2 separate regions of the Mus musculus genome follow, and region 1 is linked to region 2. A link is a loop called in an ENCODE intact Hi-C map of the cell type or tissue named here. Cell type or tissue: heart. All regions are shown on one strand. Each heading gives the region's core, and the rest is flanking DNA. Links, peaks and the distances in the headings are about the cores only. Region 1 has its middle 8.8 kb from the start of Atp5mpl. Region 2 holds the start of Klc1 (kinesin light chain 1).

Region 1 (5,374 bases), core at 123-5,122, 200 kb before region 2:
ATCAAGCAGCTCACAGACACCTGTGACTCTGGCTCCAGTGGACTCAACACCCTGCATCTAACATACCCGTTATCAGTTACATGTATACCCATTAGTAAGGAATTAAGGGAAAGAAGGCGGGTGTGATGGCTCGGTGGGAAGGGTGCTGTTTCCCAAACCTGATAACCTGAGTTTGGTTCCCAGGGCCCCCGATGTGGGGAAGGAGAAAGCCACCTCAGCTCTTGGAAGTTCTCTGGCCTCCACTTGCGCATGAGCACATGTTTGCACACTTTTTTTTTTTTTTTAATGGGAAGATCACCTCAGAGCATGTGGTCGACATAAGCTCTGGGCAGAATTATATCCGAGTAATGAATCACGGGGCAAAATAAGCAATGTGAAAAAACAATGAACTGTTGTCGCGCACCTATAGCCACAGTGTGTGGGAAGCTGAGGCAGGAGAGTCACAAGTTCTAGAACAGCCTGCCCTGTGGACTTTGTCTTACAGAGAAGCCAGGTATGGTGGCCTCATATCTGTGGTCTCAGCTCTTGGGAGGTTGAGGCAAGAGGATAGAGTTCTGAGTATTCATGACTTAATGAATTTGAGGCTAAACGGGACTACTTCAAACATATTTAGAGGGCGGTGGGGCCCACCTCTAGTTCCATAGCTCCTGTCCTAGGGTTAGTTTCTATTGCTGTGCTAAAACACCATGTCCAACTTGGGGAGGAAGAGGCTTGAGTTACATACTCTGAATCACGGGTCATTGAGGGAAGCCAAGGCAGGAACTGATGCAGAGGCCATGGAGGGTGCTGCTTACTGACTTGCGCCCCAGGGCTTGCTCAGCCTGCTTGGCTGGTTGGTTTTTGTTTTGTTTTGTTTTATCTTCTGTGCACTGGTGTTTTCACATATGTGTCTGTGTGAGGGCATTGAAGACCCTGGAACTGGAGTGATAGACGGCTGTGAGCCACCATGTGGGTACTAAGACTAGAACCTGGACCATCCGGAAGAGCCGTCAGCCTGCTTTCTCTCTCTGTTTCAGTTTTGCTTTAAGAACAAGGTTCCTGTATGTAATAAGCCCTGTCTATCCTGGACCTGCTTTGTAGACCCGGCTGGCCTTGAGCTCATGGAGATCTACCTAACTCTGCCTCCCAAGCGCTGAGATCAAGACTTGCCCTGCCACACCTGGCCCCCAGCCTGCTTGCTTAAAGCACCCAGAACCACCAGCTGAGGGGAGGCTTCGCCACCCGAGGCAAGCTGGCCCTCCCCCATCAGTCACTCATTAGAAAACAGGCCTTTTCAGTTATGGTTTACCCCTCCCAGACGAGCTGACAACTATCCAGCGCTGCCCTGGAAGCAGATCTCCTGAGTTTAAGTTCTACCTTACTGAATTTCAAGCCAGCCAGAGTTTCGTGGTCATCACCTGACTCAAAGCAACAATAAAGAACAGAATTGGTGGTTTGCACCAGCTCTTCTCAGCCTGTACTGGTCTTGCGCTTGCCGGACTGGCCAGCAGTAACGACGCTGCAACAGGATCCTTCTGCACACGTTTATTGGGAGAGCTTGATTGCAGAGGCGAAGAGACCCCTGAGCCCAGAACTGGTACTGCTTATATAGGCCTAGGAGAGGCGTGTCTCACACCCGGATTGGTTATGCACTAAGCCTCATTTGCATGTTCCTCGTCTGATTGGCTACTCTCTCTCTGTACCTCACAGAGCCTCATTATCATACCTCATTTGCATGTCTCACATCTGATTGGTTATACTCCCAAAGCCTCATTATCATGCCCGGGCCAGGCAGTGTCTTTGCAAAAAACTTTACTGCATATGTACACATTGGTTGTTTGTCCAAACTTATGCGTGGTGGCCAGCAGTAGTCAGTGCCACTCTGCAACGGCACATGTGGCTTCCCACATACTGGAATCAACTAAAGGCCATTAATGTGGATTTAGGCTCCTGTGTGTGACTTTCCACAGGTCTGGGGAAGAGCTTGACAAATTAATATTTCAAAGTTACCCCCAGATGTGTGTGGTGCTCGAAACTGGGTCTTAGAAAAGGCCAGTCACACTGAAAACAGGCTGTTGACAGTTGCCTCCGTTCATGGATAGCAGCCATCTGCTGTACATATGGCTTAGTGCAGTTGGTTATCACGTGCCAGGCCAGGAAGGATTCAGGGAGCCTGGGCCCATCTAGAGAGGAAGCTGGTTACATCTGCCTTGGAATTGCCCCACACACAGGCTGGCAGCTGCTCTCCCCCCACCCCCTCCCCCCGTTTACTACTAAGTGGTCCTTCAGTTAGAGAAGTGAGAGCAAGTCTATGTGGGGCTGTCTGTAGCTCACTGGGAGCAGGGACACAGGCCTCTAATCTCAGCAGCAGCAAGGCAATTATGAGTGGAAGCCAGCCTTGTTTACTCAGTGAGAGCATGTTTCTTAAAACCATTAACAACAACAAAAGAAAATCCTCAATGTGCCTGTGCAGACCCCACTTGCATTTGCACAGTGGAGAGAATACAGAATCCACCAGGGTTTCAGTAGCTGCAAGTCTTCTACCAAGAGTGGCCTGTAGGTGGAGCCAGAATGTGGCCAAACTGGTTACCATAGTGGCCTTGAGGGCGGAGAGCATAGGTGACAACTGTGCCCGTGGCACTAAGGAACAGTAAGAGAAGGATCACGATTTTGCTGTTTTATGCGTGTATGTATGTTTGAGTGTGTATCATGCGTGCTCATGTGCACACAGAGGCCAGAAGAGGGCATGGGACTAGAGCCAGGAGCTACACAGTATAGGTACTGAAACCAATCCGGGTCCTCTCAAAGAGCAGTAAGCATGCTTATGAGCTGTTTCTCAGCCCCTGTATTCTGGCATTCTGATAAGTGTCACTGAATGGGTGGGCATGGCAGTTAAGTAGATTCAGAGCCAAGTGTGATGTGCTTCTATAGCCCCAACCAACTTGAGAGACCTAGCAAGGAGGGCACAGGTTGGGCCAGCCTGAGCAACGATCTCACTTCCTATCAGTACATTTCCTAGCTCTTGACAAGACAGAACAGTGTTGTTAGTGAGCACATACAAAGCCTGTGACAAGGAAATGAGGCTGGGGCTTCCCACTCCACAGGCCACACCATGTATCTGACTCAGTGTAGCAGCACAGGTTCAGAACTATGGTCCCTACTGCTGCCAGGGCAGAAACTTGATTTAATTTGTACTCCAGGGCTAAGAAGTCTAGAGACAACAGGCCTCAGAGAATTGAACTCCAGGACACTGTTGATTAACCCACTGAGTGAGGGAGAATAAAGTCAAACAACCACCAGGTGGGCTAGAGACTGAAGCACATAGAAACTGTGCAGGCAAATTGAAAATTAAACAAAACTGTAGAGCCAAGCATAGTGGCGCATACCTTTCATCTCAGCACAGTAGGGTAGGCAGATCTGTAGAAAGTGGGCTGAGGGATGGCTCAGTGGTTAAGAGCACTGACTGCTCCTCCAGAGGTTCTGAGTTCAATTCCCAGCAACCGCATGGTGGCTCACAACCATCTGTAATGAGATGCCCTCTTCTGGTGTGTCTGAAAACAGCTACAGTGTACCCATAAAAAGTATAACCAAGAAAGCAAAAGATACTAACCTATTCCAGTGAGATGGAAGTCAGAAGATCAATGGACCAAAATCGATGGACATAAATGCCAGTTCCTTGAGAAGATCAATAAAGGAGGAAACCCCCAGCCTGACTGACAGATAGAGAAGACAGAATGGGCAGATGTCAATACGGGTTTTACAGACATTATAGGGACAAGGACTAAGGTGTGGCTTGGCCTGCCCAAGGCCTGGCTTTAGACCTCAGTGACTGGACACATAGATTGAAAGGACAGTAAGAGAATGCCATGGCTTTGTGCCAATAAAAACTACAGGGTGTAAGAAATGGCCGAGCCCCTTGTAAGAAAGTTCCGTCATTCCAGAGTTCACACCAAGAAAAACCAGGTAACTTTACAGCTGCCAAGATAGCTCAGCGGGCAAAGGCACTTGCCTGGAAGCCTGATGGGCCCGAGTTCATCCATAGAATCCACGTGGTGGAAGGAGCAAACCAACTCTTAGAAACTGTTCTCTTAGTGTACACACAATTTTAAAAAACAGAAAAAAACAATAGCCTAGATGGCCCTATGTCTATTAAGCAATTCAAATCAGTTTCAAACTGTTAGATCAGGTGTGGTGGCATGTGCCTTTAATCCCAGCACTTGGAAGGCAAGAGAGGTTCTTGTGAGTTCGAGGCCAGCCTGGTCTATGTGGCAAGTTTCAGAACAGCCAGGACTATATAAAGACCCTGTCTCAAAAAATAAATTTAAAAAGAACTGTGTTGGTGTTTGTGGCTGTCACAACATAACTGAGAAAAATCAACCTTAAAAGGAATTTACTTTGGGTTCATAGTCTCAAAGTTTCAGTCCACGGCTAAGTGTCCATTGCTTTCACTCTGGACAGAAACAGACGGGAGGGTCAGAAAGCCAGTGAAACCTTCTCCCTGCAGAACCAGGGCTTTGACCTCACAGGTTCATGCTCCCGCAGGGCAGCCTGTGACCTTTGACCACCCATGCCTACATGGGGACAGGCTACCATTCTCCCAATAAGGCTTGGACCAGAAGCCCCACCCCTGCCCAGATTGGCATCATCTGGGAGCCACCCGATAGCCCACCCTAGGGCTCTGGATGCCTTCTGAATGAAGAAGACAGGGACAGAAGCAGAGGACTCCGAGCCACACATAGGGTTCGCTAGTGCCCTTCCCACCCATCTGTCTTCAGGTGACCTGATAGCCCCAAACCAAGGTTTGGGAACATCATGATGGACTATTAGTAGTGTCCTCAAGTATCCAGGAGACTGGCAGGAGGCCACCCTCTCTCCTGCCCCACAAAGGGACTGCTGTTGGGGACAGTGAGGAGCCACACAGAGACACTACCTGTCCTAACAGGCTCAGGTTCTTACAGCCACAATGAAGTCAGTCTGCTATAGAAATGCAGGCGTTTTCTCTTTTGAAAGGGCACAGAGTGGGACCTTGTGTTTTTGTCCCCACTCTGGCCTTGTAGCCAAATGGCTGTTCTACTGAAACTGGCACCGGTGACCTTCCAGGCAGTGAGAGTGAGTGTAAAACTCACCCCATCTGCAGAGCCACTGCTGCCTTACAACCTGTGAGGGGTGCATGTCCCCCAAGCCCACTGGACAGTGGGTACCAACTCACAGATACTTCAGGCTTCTCCTGACTCCACAGAGTGCCTGGCACAGGAACTGGCAGAGGGGACTGTTTTCTTCACATCGTCTTTGGGGATTGTCTGCAGGTCTGAAACAATCGGTGCTGGCCAGTAGCTAATCCCCAGTGGGGTCCTGGGGCAGAAGGGCAGACCTTCTTTCTGCTCTGGGCCTGAGA
Region 2 (5,374 bases), core at 239-5,238:
GCAGCCAGGGAGACAAGCAGGACACTACAGAGAACTTCAGTAGCTGACTCATGGTCCACTGGCATGGTGTGCACAGGCTCACCCTGACACAATGCTGAGCCCCCCAACCCTCGCCGCCTGCCTCTCCCAGACTACTGCATTGTAGTTCCCACTGACCACCAACTCAGCCACTTCTGCACCTCCAGCCACTGTCCTAACACTCACAAGACTAAGGTGGATACTTCCTAACCAGCTTGCCCGTGCACAGCACCACCCGCACCACTGCCCTTACCTTCCTGCTCTAACCACCAAACCGGCTCTTCTTCCCTGCCTCCCGCCTTCTCCTTCCAACTGCAGAGCAGGAGCACCTCCTTAGCTCTGCCTACCACCACAGGAGCATTTCCCATCCTCCCCTCCCCACCTCACTAGGACAGGCCTCCCATCAGCACCACACATAGCCAATCTGCACTTGCCTCTGAACTGTGCAACAAGAGCCTCCTCACCACTCACACGGGGTCTGAGTTCTTTTGGGAACTACCCATACCAGGATCCCTAATAGTACAGTGTTGCACAGTGGATTCTCAGCACTTAACACTCCCTCGAGCCCACACTTCCACAGTCCTAATCCAACATCTTTATTCTTTTTGTTTCTTACTTCGTTTGAGGGAGATTCTGTGTAGCACAAGCTGGCCTCCCAATCCTGCCCTACCCTCCAGATCGCCTGTGCCACCATGCCCAGCCTTCAACATTTTCACTCTGTGCTCTAAAACTTGACACTATCTTGCTCAGCATGCAAGTCACTTTCTTGTTGCATAATCTGCTTTCTGACAGTCACTCAATTAAGAACTTCTGGCTTCAAAAAAGTCACTTCAGGTTTTCTTTCTAGTTCTTTTAAGTCAACCATTTCTAGGGATTGTTTATGGATCTTTAGAGATTTTCACTTTTCCCAACCTGAAAAAAATGCTTAAAAATGTTTTCTTTTGGTTGTTAAGAGTTAGTGTTTACATGTACACCTGCATGGTGTTCATGGGCACCACAGAGGTCAGAAGAGGGTCTCAGATTACCTGGAATTGTAGTTAGGGACAATTATGAGCTGTTTCTGGGTGCTAAGAATCAAACCCAGGTCCCTCTAAAAGGACAATAATTACTCTTAACAACTAAGCCATCCCTCCAGTCCCAAGAATGGATTCATCTTTTTTTAAAAGAATTATTTACTTATTTTATGTATATGAGTACACTGTGGCTGTCTTCAGACAAACCAGAAGAGGGCATCGAACCCTATTACAGATGGTTGTGAGCCACCATGTGGTTGCTAGGATTTGAACTCATGACCTCTGGAAGAACTGTCAGTGCTCTTAACCGCTGAGCCATCCCTCCAGCCCGGATTAATCTTTCTTAATGTAAACATTTAGGTTGTGGGTAATGTTTGGTTTGTTTGTTCTTGCACTGAGGAAGCAGGATCTTTTGAATGTAGGCTACTACCCTAGCACTGAGTGCCCTCTTCAGCCTGGAGACTTTGCTGTAGAATAGCTAAGCTGTGTAGACCTCACCTCTTCAATCTCTGCACTTGGAAAAAAATCCCTGTCCAGATTCCATGCAAGTCTATGCTTTTCTTGCTTTGGATTTTTGTTTTGAGATTTTGCTATGCAGTTGTGGCTCCCAAGTGTGTCCGGGTTATAGGCATATACTGTCACTTCCTGCTATGTGTTCACCACACACGCTCTCACAATGCTGGTGCTACAGAGCGGTCACCACCAGGTCCCACCCCTCTTGGTTCCACCAGAGCATCAGGCTGGACTTGCAACATGCTGCATTCTTTAATGATCTAGAAGGGGCCCGCCCTCCCACATACCGCACACTGTGGAATTTTAAATAGAATCATTGCATTCTTACAAATACTTACTGCAAAGAACAGTAAGTCAAATTTCCTACCACAACTGAGGCCTATAGGCCTCCATGTAGAAGATCCCTAACTATGGCATGCTTAGGAGACTCAAGGTTGATCGAGTTTCCTAATGGGGTTTCACTGTCCTATTACAAAGCATTCCAGGCTAATTCTGACCTAAGGCTTTGTCATACCGTATAAAGAGCCTTGGAATTTAAGTAATGCAAAGAATCAAAAACATAGCAGTTTAAATGGTATATAAATTTCTTGTTCTCATGCTTTTTAAAGACATCATTTTTGCAAGTACACCAGATCACCAATAACATAACAGTAGCAGGTAGTAGCAATTCCAACACAACACAGCTGGAAACGGCCTGCAAACTTCATTATAATGCCATCCACTCGGTCACATATTAATATTACTTTATTAACACCTTAATTTTTTTTTACGGGAAGGGGGCTCCACATGTAACAAGGAAAAGCACTCCAGGCCGGGCACATTCAGGTCACAGGGAGATTCCACACCCGGCCACTGAAAGAAAGAGACTGGCTGGCCACTGGCCATGGACCACAGCATGACAGCACGCCACCCAGGGCGGTGCCGGGGAGAGGTGGGGGCTAGAAGGGCGGGGAGGCCTGAGACAAAGCCAGTCGGCTGACCCCCAACACACACACTACCACCACCACCACCTCTTCAGGACCTCAGCAGACAGGCTTTGGGTCCCTTAAGCCCACAGCTGCCATTGGAAGGCCGCCCCCGCCCCGAGGCCCGAGTCAGGGCGGGGCCCTGAACACAGATGGGACAGAAGCCTGAGGGACACAGGAGGGGAGTGGAAGAGAAGGGGCAGGAACAGAAGTCTAGAGTGCAGGCAGAGAGAGCTGAGCCCCAAACCTAGAGGGTCACGGACGAAGAAGGGACAAGGACCTCAACTCAGAGAGGGACAGGCAGAGATAGGACAGGACCCGAACCAGAACAGGAAGGGAAGGGAGAAGAGCCTCAGCCTGGATGTACAGGCAGAGAGATGACGACAAAGACCCCAGCCAGGAGGGGCGCAGCCAGTGACAGGGAAGGGACCCAAAGCAGGGGCGCAGGTAGACAGGGACAAGGACCGCAGATTGGAGGAGCGCAGAGAGGTGACAAGAGACCCGAGCCTAGAAAGGCGCAGGCGGAGAAAGGACAGAAACCCCTGCTGGATGTGCACAGGCTGAGAGAGGACAAGGACCGCAGACTACTGGCGCGCAGGCAGAGGTGACAAGAGACCGGAGCACGGAGGGGCGCGGACGGAGCGGAGAGGAGAGGGAACCCCAGGGTGCAGACAGGGATGGAAAGGCCAGGGAGGGGACTGGGTTCGGGCGGAGGAGCAAAATCGCAGCCTGGAAGGGCCGGGTGCAGATGCGGCGGTGGACGGAAAGGTCCAGAAGCCTCAGCCCGGAGGATGCAGGCGGGAAGGGGTCGCGGCCGCGTCTGGAGCACTGCGCACCAGCCGCGCGGAGCCCGGGGCGGGGCGGGGACCAGGCCGCGCACTCACCGTCCGATCGGGAGAGTCGCGCTCGTCGCGCTGTCACAGGCCGAGGCCGCGCAGAGCCCAGCCGCCTCAGCAGCAAGCGGCGCCTCCGCAGCCGCCCCGCAGCATCCTCACCCTGACCCGCGCTCCGCAGCCTCGCGCCACCCTCCGCCGCCGAAAATGGCGTCGCCGGCGCCGCGCCCGCCCCACAATGCTGTGCGCCGTGACGTCACCCGCCCTCGCGCCGCCGGGCGGGGCTCAGGGGAAACTGAGGCTGGGGTCCGCAGCCCGGAGCTCTCCAGGAGCCTCTCTAATCTGTGTGTGGTGGCCTCAGACCGGGAGGCTTCCCTCGCCGCGCCTCCACCCGTGGAGGACGGGAAGATCGCCAGGCGGCCAGGACCCACCCTCTGCGGCTCGCTCCTGGCCGCAGCTCTCGCTCGACCTCCAGCCTGGCCCAAAGGGCAGGCTTGCCAGCTCAGGTTGCTCCTGAGCCTCGCACAGCCGCCTGGCACCCCAACTGCAGGCCTGACTCAGCAGCGGGTTGGAGGGGACGCTGAGTCAGTGGCAAGGCCGAGCTTGCCTGCCACCGGCTTGGGAACCCTCCAGGTGCCTTTAGACGTTTCCAGAATGGCGCGGTTGTATTACTAACGGGGAGGGGTTGCGAATGCCCACAGCCTCCCCACCTTGGGAAACGCTTCCCTCTTCTGATGGTATTGCCCAGAACCTGCTGCGGTCCTCCACCCTGCACTTATACCTACCAACATCAGGGAGGCAGGTGCTTTTGATCTTAACAAGCAGATCCAGTTACTTTGACCTCCTAGAAAATTCAAAGGCTGGCCAATAAAGGGGCAGCTCCCGTGGGGAGCGCAGCAGCCCATGTTGGCCTAAGGAGAGGCTGTGGGTTCAGTCTTTACTGCAGGCTTCACTTGCCCCAGCACACAAACTGCTGCTTGGATGTTGGGTGTCGCCGGCTCTTCAGCCACTGCCATACATCTGAACAAAGCATATGACGGCCCCTGCCCAGGTGGTGTTGGAAAGAAAAGAGTAGGCTAAGCGGGAGCCCATTTCTTTCCCATGGGTCAATCACTGCCCCTCCGAGTCCTGTATATGCACACACTTCTTCAGCAAGCAAAGGGCTTTTTTGTTTCATCTGTCCCTGCCATTGCTTTGTTCAAGCTTTATCATCTCGTTCTTTTGCCCCTTCAACTGATATCCACTAAGTTCCCAAGGTTCTCACAGGAAGACCCAGGTACATAAAGTGGCAGATGGTGTCTGCTGGCCAGCTCCCATTCCAATGAGAAAAAACAAGCTCAAACAGAATCTGACTTGTTGAAAACAGTAAAATTGCAGGCAGAGTGGTGAGGGAGTGGCACATGACCCAAACTCCAAGGTCAGAAAATTGTGCTGACACACACAGGAAAGAACAGGACCACGGAACCAGCGTAGAACACTCCATTAAATCTTGAGACAGGAGCACCCCTGCTGTGTTGGGGAGGAGGAAAGACCAAGCTAATCAACCCTGCTGCAGACATACATCACTCTCAGCATGAGCATAAAACTCCTTAGCTTGGTCTACAAAGGCCACAGGACCTAGTTGTACTAAGGTCACTTTACCCTGTCCCTAGCTGCCCTCACCTGTCCTTTAGTTTTCTCTGCCACACCCAGTTCAACATCCCCCTGCCTAGACTGTTGTGTGACTTCCCATGGAGAAATAAAGAGACATCTATCCTTTCAGGGGCTAACGGTTAAGAATGCTTGCTGATCTTTCAGGGGACTGGAGTTCTGTTTCCAGCAGGCACATTGGGTGAATGCCCACAGTAGCCTCTAACTCCAGCTCCACTGTACCTGTGGACCTCTTCTGGCCTCTGTGACACCTGCATACATGGGCACACCCGCACATACATGAATATGAATCTTTGAAAGATATATAAATATCTGTTCACCCCCCCCCCCAAATGGGACATCAACAGAGCAAAGAAGTCCATCCCAGTCCAGCTTGATGAGC

What was found. Peaks named below come from ENCODE experiments on the same cell type or tissue, not always from the same donor. Only the 100,000 strongest peaks of a DNase experiment are listed, where the experiment ranks them.
Region 1: a loop joins it to region 2, with 2.7 times the contacts of the local background. A loop is called at or near these places in 1 of 42 quality-filtered maps.

Annotation. Positions count from the first base shown.
Region 1 is chr12:111,955,508-111,960,881 of GRCm38, reverse strand. No RefSeq gene overlaps it. Among named protein-coding and RNA genes, the nearest start is that of Atp5mpl, 8.8 kb to the left of the region's middle. In heart, for the core only: a CTCF peak has its summit at 2,540 (motif pointing right); a DNase peak (open chromatin) is centred at 2,531.
Region 2 is chr12:111,757,062-111,762,435 of GRCm38, reverse strand. It overlaps Klc1 (kinesin light chain 1), which reads right to left and starts at 3,587. Exons shown (of 16, transcript NM_001025360.2): 1 at 3,394-3,587. In heart, for the core only: a CTCF peak has its summit at 2,389; DNase peaks (open chromatin) are centred at 2,515, 3,225 and 3,715; H3K4me3 peaks cover 2,677 bases; H3K27ac peaks cover 2,623 bases.